Regions from separate parts of the Homo sapiens genome. Here all the other regions are linked to region 1. A link is a contact called in ENCODE Hi-C or POLR2A ChIA-PET data. All regions are on one chromosome and are shown on one strand. Each heading gives the region's core, a stretch centred on a gene start or an enhancer-like site at or near the end of the contact. The rest is flanking DNA. Distances are from core to core; before and after follow the strand shown.

What was found. A loop is a pair of places that touch in the nucleus more often than their neighbours do. ChIA-PET counts read pairs that join two places held with the same protein, here RNA polymerase II (POLR2A). Pooled maps may share reads with other maps.
Region 2: a loop to region 1 is called in a map of posterior cingulate gyrus, with 4 times the contacts of the local background. The contact joins the enhancer-like site here to the promoter of CTNND2 in region 1. A Hi-C loop is called at or near these places in 3 of 168 maps with a recorded cell type or tissue (dorsolateral prefrontal cortex and posterior cingulate gyrus) and 7 of 50 pooled maps. POLR2A ChIA-PET finds 5 or more read pairs at or near these places in 1 of 52 experiments (activated T-cell).
Region 3: a pooled map shows a loop between it and region 1 (2.2-fold over the local background). The contact joins the enhancer-like site here to the promoter of CTNND2 in region 1. A Hi-C loop is called at or near these places in 3 of 50 pooled maps.

What each region holds. Positions count from the first base shown.
Region 1 is chr5:11,902,856-11,906,026 of GRCh38, forward strand. CTNND2 (catenin delta 2) reads right to left here and starts at 1,591. Exons shown (of 22, transcript NM_001332.4): 1 at 962-1,591. The coding sequence starts at 998.
Region 2 is chr5:10,693,610-10,696,780 of GRCh38, forward strand. All of the region lies in intron 2 of DAP (death associated protein), which reads right to left. Among named protein-coding and RNA genes, the nearest start is that of DAP-DT, 66 kb to the right of the region's middle. RefSeq lists a silencer at 1,679-1,738. Within about 2 kb of position 1,667, at least 4 of the 41 ENCODE cell types and tissues checked have a DNase peak (open chromatin) inside an H3K27ac peak, as active enhancers do.
Region 3 is chr5:10,866,103-10,869,273 of GRCh38, forward strand. No RefSeq gene overlaps it. Among named protein-coding and RNA genes, the nearest start is that of CTD-2154B17.1, 81 kb to the left of the region's middle. Within about 2 kb of position 1,694, at least 2 of the 41 ENCODE cell types and tissues checked have a DNase peak (open chromatin) inside an H3K27ac peak, as active enhancers do.

The DNA.
Region 1 (3,171 bases), core at 341-2,840:
CACGGTTACAGCAAAATACAACTTTGGGCATTTTGGAAGTAACTGTTATTTGTGACACACACACACACACCCCAAAAATTCCCAAGTCTGTTTTCCTACCACAAACACCAGGGAGGCTGCATCACCTTTCTAGTGACTTAATTCTGAAAGCAGAGGCTCAACCTGCCGAGTGGCAATCGAAGAAAACACACTACACACCAGAATAAGATGAGGGTCGGGAAAAAAAGAAAAAAGCAGCTTCGCTTTCAGCCATTAATTACGGATCACCCCAATTTTGCATCGCTCATCTCCCATACACACGCACAGCCTTCCAAACCTGGCTTTCAGGCGGCGCTTTCTGGAGCCTGGCTGTCTATTGTCAGCACGCAGAAGCCCCCGAAACCTGTGAAGCCGGCTGCAAAGGCTTGCTGGGAAGCCGCTAAATATAGACCAAGGGGGCTCAGGGTCTGGCAAGCCGCGGGAGCCTGAAGACACGGCCATGGACGCATATGACTAAGTCTTTCCATTTTGTTCTAGCCAAACATCGTAATGACATTGAACATAAGGGCAAAAGACTGGAGGGAAGTCCTCCCCACCCCCACCCCGTCTCCTCCCGTATATTAGGGACGTCATGAATGCACCGAGTATGTTCTCAGGGTGGCGGGGAGCAGCATTGTCGGTGTTGCCCTAAATACGCTTCCTCCCGGGGAGATGGGTGGCAGGGAGGGGGAGCACGCAGGGCAGCCACTTGGTAACCGCTCCAAGAAAGGCACTAACCCCGGACCCCCTTCCAGGCACAGCGGCTTCCGAGGGGGACCTGGCGCGATCGCGGTCCTCCCCGAGGCAGGCAGAAACCCCGCAGCAGCCGCCGCCGCCGCCTGCCGGCCGGGAGCCCAGGACCACCCCCACCAGCGGCAAGAGGAGGAGGACGGCGCCGGGAGGAGGCTGCGCCCGGCCCCGGCCGCCCAGCCCCGCAACTCACCCAAAGGCGCGGCGCCCGGCGGCTTCCTCGCAAACATGCACCCTCCGCCGGCGACAGCTCCTCAGTCCGGGAAGAGGCGTGCGCGGCGCCGCCCGGCTTCAGGGCAAGGTCCTGACCTTGCCCAACTGCAGCATCTTCCGCTTTTGTTGTCTGAGCGCGGCCGCGGGACAAGGGATGCTGGCGGGCGGCAGGGGCGAGCGCCGCGGGCGAGAGGCGGCTCCCGACGCGAGTGCGCAGCGCCCGGCCCGGCGGCCCCTCCGAGCTCGGCGAGCGCAGCGCCCCCTGCCCGGCTCCGCGGGCTCCACGGGCTCCTGCGGGCTCCTCGGGGCTCCGGGCGCCGCCGCCAGCCGGCCGGGCTGAGAGAGCAGCCGCCGCGCCCGCAGCTCCGCTCAGCCGGCTGTCGCCGCGGGCGCGAGCCTGGGGCCGCCGCGGCGCCCGGCGCCGAGCGCTCCCGAGCTGCGCCCCGCGCGCGGCCCGCGCCACCTGTGCCGCCGCCGCCTCAGCCGCCGAGGGCGAGGCTCCTCCCGCGGCGCGCGGCAGCCTCAGCCTCCACCTAAACCTCGGCGGCCGGCCCGGGCGCCCGGCTAGTGAGGGAGCGTCCGCCCCGCCGCCGAAACCGGCCCCGGGTGCGGAGCATGCCCAGTGCCGCCGCGAGAGCGGCGCTTCGCCGCGCGCGTTCCACTTCTCCTGGTTTTCGCGGCAGCAGCGGCAGCCGCGGGAGAGAGGGGAGGAGGCCGCGGGTTGGGAGAGGGCCGAGCATCCTTGGGAACGCACGCCCTGGACCTGAGATGGGTGGATGCTCCGGAGCTAGGCGAAAGCTGGAAGGGACCCGGGAAGGGATGGAACCCCAGGTTACTCCGCTTCCCTAATTCACGTGCAAGGCGCTGACAGTTGACTCTGGTGGGGCAGATGTCAGCCTGCAACAAAGGACCAGGGTGCGAGGGGTCCTAGAGTGGCCAGGTGGGTTGGGGGAGGGAGGCTGGCGGAACGTGCTGGTGAGCGCAGGTAGATGCTCTTGCAGATCCTGTGATTCCAGAGCTAAGGAGGCACGAAGTCCAGCAGAGGTCTTCTCCACAGCACCTGCCCAATCTTGCCATCACCTTCCCTGTTCAGATGGCATGTTTTTGGCGGGTAGTGAGGGTTTCTCCTTAGGCAAAATCACTTCAGATTTGAAACTGGAATGTCTGTAAACTTCCTGCAAGAAAGACCCTTGCCCAGTCTGGAACTTGAGCAGATTAAGTTCTCTCTCCTCCCCTTCTTGTGCCACCTTGTCCTCCTCTCTTGGTATCTTCTGCTGCATCTCTGCCACCTTCTCTTCCTCCTTTTCTTCCTTATTTCAAAGTGAACCACTCCCCTGATCCTTCCCCACAGTCTTCCAGTGCATCTCGCATTGCCTTCTTCACGTTCAAATCAGTTTTCCATATCACCTCCTGGCTTGACTGCTCCTTGACCCCATCGGGACTTCCCCATGCGTAGCCTGCTGTGAAATACAGCAAGTGGAATCACCGTATTCAAAGTCTTGTTGAAAAACGAAACCCAAAACATGTGCCAAGGAAGGCCTCTGGGCCTTCGCCCCTGTCCCTCTGATTCAGCAGCAGTCAGGACGGGGCTCACGTCTGCTGCATTCACAAGCCAAGCCAAGCAGGGCACAGCCTGCCCAGGGGCCAGGTCGAATGTTCCTCCTAATTATGCCACGGGCATGACCCTGAACACCGCAGACTGTCTGAGGTTGTGATCTCCTCCACCCCCCCCACCCCCCCCACCCCCGCAGAGCTTGTTTCTGAAACACAAATAAGCATGACAGAATGCAGGAAATTGTAATAAAAGGGATTTGGTGCTTACGATTCTCAGTAACATTGTGCTTCTATTTTGTGTTGAAAGAGATTATCCAACAAACTTAAATGATTTGAATATTCAAGTCTATTCTTTATTATACTTGGGAGTAAGTTGAAATATAAATGGAAGTAAGAGTGAAGGAGAAAAGCGGTACAGAGGTTAAATAGGTAACAAATAATTGCTAGGAGGAGCAGATTAAGCAGACTATTGACAACAGTACAAATGTTCGCTTTTATTCCTCCTACCCCAGGTGTGGACATGCACACACAGGCTTTGTCTCACCTGCAAAAAACAGTTCTCCAAGCTAACTCCAAGTGTCTTAAAGCCAGTTTGATATTAAAATATCCTGAGTCCTGTGAGGGAAGACATGCAAG
Region 2 (3,171 bases), core at 417-2,916, 1.2 Mb before region 1:
AAGGGTTGCACAGTAATAAGTGCTGGGAACCAGACTTGGAACGAGGGCTGTATAGTGCATGTAATCTTGGCTCCAAGCCCAGTCCCCTCATTTTAAAGCAGAGTTTTAGCTTGTCTTCTGTATATGATTTAGAGATGCAGAGTTTTAAGGTAAGCAATCTAAATGTAACCTGAGGGTCCTTTATTCAACCAGACAGTACAATATATTCAAATCTACCTAAAGATTTACTTTCTGACTTGATAGTGGATTTTTTTTCCTGAAAAATGATCACTTATGTCTCTAGCATTTAACTAGCATACAAAGCACTTCCACATAAATCATTAGCTCATCTGAGTTCCTTCGGCAGGTGATGTTCTATTTTACGGAGGAAGAAATGGTGCCTCAGAGAGGCTGGAACCTTGCTTGGGGTCCTGGGGGTGGAGCCCGGGAGGAAGCGCAAGGGCTGTGCTCTTCAGTCGGGTCGTCTGAGATCTCCACCATCTCAGACGACTCTGTTCCTCAGTCTCGGGAACAAAATGCAGGGGAGGCTTCAAACCATTTAACAGATTCGAGGCAGCCGACAGGGCCAGAGACGATTCAGAACCACGCAAAGGAGGGACCGTGGCAAATGGACACCATGAGTGTGGGCTAGAGTGTTGGATGATCCGGGTTCAAATCCTGACTCTGCCAGGGACAAGCTGGTGAGCTGGTGGTTGACTTTTCTGAGGCTTAGTTTCCTTGTCTATAAAACTGGACAGCAACAGACCCTACCTTCTTAGGTGACTCTATATATGTGCATACACACACACACACACACACACGCACATACACACAGCAGAAAGCAACAGATTCTAAACAGGGTCGAAACACAGTTTCCAAATTTGCTTCTAGGCTGCCTGGCGGGCTCTGTGCTTTCCTGAGGAGGGTGGGCAAAGAGACTGCTTTTCCAGGGTAATGACCTTGAGAACTGGGCCGCACCTCAAATCAAACCCTCTGTCAGTGCAGAAGAAGAGGCCCTTGGGCCTCACCCACTGTGTGCTGATGAAAGGTAGTCACAGTGTGTGCTTAGCACTTGTGTAACAGAGAGGACACGACACTAGAGCACTGCAGTGGGAGGACAGGGTACCCTCGATCAGCTTCTGCCCATACAAAGTGAATGGGGCTGGGGGCTCTTCTCATGCACTGATGAAGGGGGTGACATAGGTTGTGGCCCAGCACATGCGCTCATTGACCGGGAAAAGCAGTCTCCTCAGGAAAGCACAGAGCCTGCAGGGCAGCCTAGAAGCAAATTCCAAAACTCTTGTTTTGACTCTGCTCAGAATCCATAGCTTTGTGCTTCCAGAGTTTACAGAAAATATATTCCCAGCTGGGGTGACTTTTTAAACATTTCCCAGTAAGTCGATGGAAAACAAATCCGTTCCTGCCATTTTTAGTTCTTGAAATACCTTCTTGGCTTGGTCTTAATTTATTTGGGCTATTAATTTTCTGGACAGCAAAATAATAATTAGCATGGCTGGTGAGCAGAGGGAAACGTCTCACTCGATTGCACCCAGACATTTCTGGATAACATCATTCTTCAGAGTGTGACAGTCGAGGCTGTCTCCCTCCTTCAGCCTGGCTTCAGCACTGACAACATTTCCACAAGATGGCACTGCTGGTCCTCTCAGCCCGCGAACGCTCCGGCCAGCTCAGCCACCTCAAGGAGAAATGGAAGCCGGCCAGGCACTGCGGGCGAGGGCTGCTGGCACCTGGGCACGAGGGTGCCCCTTCTCCCCAGGAGTGGCTAATTGTCACGAGTCTGACCAAAGGCATATAAAACTCAACTTCAGTGTCGTAAACACAATTCTAAACCCGAGAGAAAATAATCTGGAACCTAATTCCTTCTAAATTTGGCATAAGAAATTTATAACATTTTTCAAAAGGGCACAACCAGAGGTGCTTTTCTAGGTGAGAATGCTTGAGCTCATGTTCACATTGGTCTAACAGCACCTTCTTTGCAGTGAGATGCTGTTTTCATACAACTGGAATCAGCCTTCAAATCCTTCAGTGAAGAGGCTGGGACGGCAATCTGCCCCTTCCTCAGAACTACTGCTTCCAGGACACTGTGATTTCAGGACAAAACTTCATCTCAACCTGTTCTTCTGGGTCTGGGCCAGGTCTGGGTCTGTGTGGGAAGGATGCTCTCATTTGGGGGTTCTGAAATATTTCTCTCCAGGTAGCATTCCACCCACAGATATTTGGCTAATTGTTGATCCAGATGTCAAAACTTCACAGAGATTTTTTTTTTTTTTTAGTTAGGAAAGGCTAAACCCCCAAGTTCTGAGTGTGTTGGGTGAATAGGGCTCATCAGTAGATGACGTGTTCCACACTCTGCATGTAGTGTGAAAGCCACAGACTGGGAGTCTGGTTTAAACAGGAGGGAACCTTCATTTTCCCTCTAGACACAGCTCCAGAAAGCTCCTGTGTGCCCAGCACTCTTCCCATTCCAGACCACTTCAGTTTCTGGCGTGTGGATCTTCCCTCCCCCTCCTCCTGCTCTTCCCTATTGTACCCCTTTCCCTGGATGCAAAGAAGGGGAAATAACAACAGGAAGTGTTAATTACCCTTCTCACATCTTATGGATTTAATACGTAGTGATGGTCCTGGGCCACTGAGAGTCTCAAAATTCATCACATATACAGAAGCGACCACATCTGAGGGGCACAGCCCAGGCACCACTTCCTGAAAGTGAGCCAGGGAATAGGGGGTGTGGCGGGGGGGAGGCTTCAGCCTGGTGTAGAAATCCCAGACATTCTGCTGCCATCTCCACAGGAGTCATAGGCGATTCAGAACCACAGACAAAAGCAGTGTCATGGCACGTTTGAGGGCTTGGGCTTAGGAAATAGATGGTTCTGGGGTTGAATCTCAGTTCAGATGAGCAGCCTCTCAAAGCCTCAGTGTCCATCTGTAAGATGGGAATGATTCCTACTTTGTAGAATAGGGAGTTTAAAGAAAATAATGTATTCACTGTGCTTGGAATAGGCCTCCACTGACAAGCTCATGTTTAGTGGCAATAAGTAATGAATTAGTTTCCTATGTAAAGACAGTCTAGAAATTGCTTTTTGTCTTCTAAAGCATAACACTTCCTTTCTCTCTCTCTCATTTCTTTCAAGACTGGGGAATTTCAGAGTTTCTCAGGGCTTCTTTGAAGAA
Region 3 (3,171 bases), core at 444-2,943, 1.0 Mb before region 1:
AAAAGGAGGTCAATTTGAGATTGAGATTGCTGAGGTACATGCTGCTCGGGCTCTTTATTTAGTCAGCACATGGTATAGGAAAACTTTTGTGTTCAATTTCCCCAGTGACCTTCCAAGTACATTATGAAGACAATTAAAACCCGTATCCCAGAACCACAAAGTTTTCAGCGATTGGGCTAATGTTAATCAGTGTGAATTGAACGAAAACAGCTTGTTCAAGTAAAATCGATTGAAATCTTGACGAGCAAAAATGGAAATTTTGGTTGCAAGTGTTTACTTTCTTTTTGTAGGAACACTGTTGTATAAGATTTTTAAAAGTACAAATTACTGGAAGCCCACAGATGCTTCTGTAAGATGCCAGAGAAATTAATTTTGGTAAAGATCTAGGATGTTTTCAATTTATCGAACTGTACATATATAGCAATTTAACTTATCTTGGTACTTGGTATGATTTTTCTTTTAACCAATGTCTTGAATTTTGTTCTTGTGTGGATTTCATTTGAGTGTGAATCTATAAAATTGACCTAGATTCCTTCTCGGCAGTAGAATTGATCTCCTTTTTTTTCCCGATTTGCCTTGTAAAATGCATCTGTGAACTTGCCTGATAAAGTTGAAAAGAGAACTTCTTCAAAGATCAAAATTATTTGCTAAATGTGTTTCTATACTTGGAACATCAGTGAAATATACACCTAAATATGGGGTGAAAGTAAGAGAAACTTCTTGACTACAACATTGCTTTAATCTTGGGGACTTTACGTTCCTTAGAAAATCCCAACATCCCGAGGGCAACCTCACAATGGATATGATCACTACATAAGTATCCAGGAAAATAAAAACAGCTTGAGTTTTTGAGGAACTCTCTTTTTAAAACTCTTGAAGTACCGTGTATTGTGCTCTGAAGGGTGATGCTGAGTACTTGGCATTAGCTTTTCTTAGGGATTTGTTCACATGGTCCCCTTCAGAAGAATGACTTGGCAAACAAACTTTGCTGTCACTGGGAGTCTTTTAACACCACCTCAGTAAACCGCAGCCAGGGGGCTCGCTTTCCCCATTGCCTCACTGGGGAAAATTAAGGTCTTAGAGAGAAGCATTAATATCTGGGAGAGGTTGGTTAATGGGTACAAAAATACAATTAGAAAGAGTAAGTTGTAGTATTTAATCGTAGAGAAATTGTAGTTGAAATAATCTATTGTATATTTCAAAAGAGCTAGAAGAGAATTGTAATGTCCCCAACACAAAGAAAAGATAAATGTTTGAAGTGATGAATATCTCAATTACCCTGACTTGATCATTACACACTGTGTACAGGTATCAATATATCACATGTACTCCCCAAATAGGTACAACTATCATAAAGTAGTTATATAATACAACTACAATAAAGATAATACAATAATGTCTGTTCCCTGGGATCAAGCTTACTAGGAGAAGAGGGCCTGGAGGCAGGGAACCTAAGGACTTCCCAGAACTAAATCAAGTGGAAATGCTTCAGCTATGACAGGAAATATCCTCTTCATTTACATAGGGCGTGCACCAAGTAAATGACTTTGTAACTTTACTTCATCCTCTTCATTTACATAGGGCGTACACCAAGTAACCAATGGAAACCTCTAGAGAGTATTTAAACCCCAGAAAATTCTGTAACTGGGCTCTTGAGCCCCTATACTCAGGCCCGCTCCCACACCGTGGAGTGTACTTTCAACACATCTCTCTGTTTGTTGCTTCATTCTTTCCTTGCTTTGTGTGTTTTGTCCAATTCTTGGGAACCTGGACACCCTCCACCAGTAACACTGTGGCCCTTGGGGAACGAGTCATTAAAATTTTAACGACAAGTGCAGCTCTTCGAAGGATATTCCAGTCAAAGGAAGAGCATCAAAGAAGAGGTTTTTTGCTTGGGTTACTGGCAATCAAAGAATGTGTCACTAACACCTGGACGGGGTTTTGAAGTACTAGCAGGAGTTCCTCAGGTTCACAGAGGAGTGCTATGAGGGAGGACAGCCAAGGTATGTGGAGCAGGTGCGGAGAGGGGGGGGCACATGGAGCAGAGGGCCTTGGTGCCTCTCCAGGGCCCTTTTCCGGATCTGTGAACCAACCTTAACTCTCTTGCAGGAGATGGAAGGGCCTGGATGTTTAGGTTACCCTCGCCTCCCACAAGAGTTGCCCATGGTTCAAAAGCCAATTGTCTCCGTCGCTAAGGGTGGGACAGAATCCAAGGCACAACCTATACTCTAGGGGCCCCTTGGGTTGAAGCTGAGTCCGTGACCACCCCTGAAAATGCACTGTTGCTGGCTTCTCCTCCTCCCTACTTGGCTTTGCCCACCTCTTTCTGTCCCTGCGGGAGAACATCCTCAGGAAATCCCCGGGGCCTGGGTCCTTGCTCAGGGCCTCCTGGGAGAACCCAGCCTCAGAGGATGCGTTTCAGGACAGGAACTCCCAGAAGGACCATGGGAGTTGTGTGTTTGGAAATTGTAAATATAAGATCAAACGAATGGATACGGCCGGTGAAAATACTTTGTAAACTACAAGTGCTTTACCCTATTAGCAGTAATTGTTTTCCATTTACAACTGTCTTTCCCAACAGGCCTTGGGAATACTTTATTGGGTCAGTTCATCCTCCTCCTACCGCTGTTGCCAGCGCCCTTTATAACATTCTGTGTGATGAGTGCACCTGCTACCTGGGGAGGTGGGTGGGGCGAATGAAAGTCGATTACTTAAATCTGGATGACAAATGCCCTGCCTTTACTCCCCTGGATTCAAAGCTTTTATTTGGCCCAATGGAGCTTTCCTGGGGCTTCATCTCTTAGCACATTGCTTACTATCGCAGAGCTATTTGTTTTATAAACTCAACTCCTTAAACCCAATGAAAAACAATGGCTTCAAAGCAGCTTTTTCCATTCTGTGAACACAGGAAAAAAAATAGCAGTAAATCAGAAACTTCTCATCTGAGACAGTTATTTTATCTTTTTGGCACTGGCCCTTAGAGAACAGGAGGTAGAATCCACCCGAGCCCCTCGTCTCTCTGTGGAGTCTTCCACAACGTGCATAACATCCCAGCCGCTGTGGAACGTGGCCGAGGCCAGCCCCAGCTTGATTTAATGCTCTCCGTAGCTGAGTTTCTTTGCCCCAGGCTCAATAAGCTGTAAAGAATAGATCCTCTGACAAATTGACAGC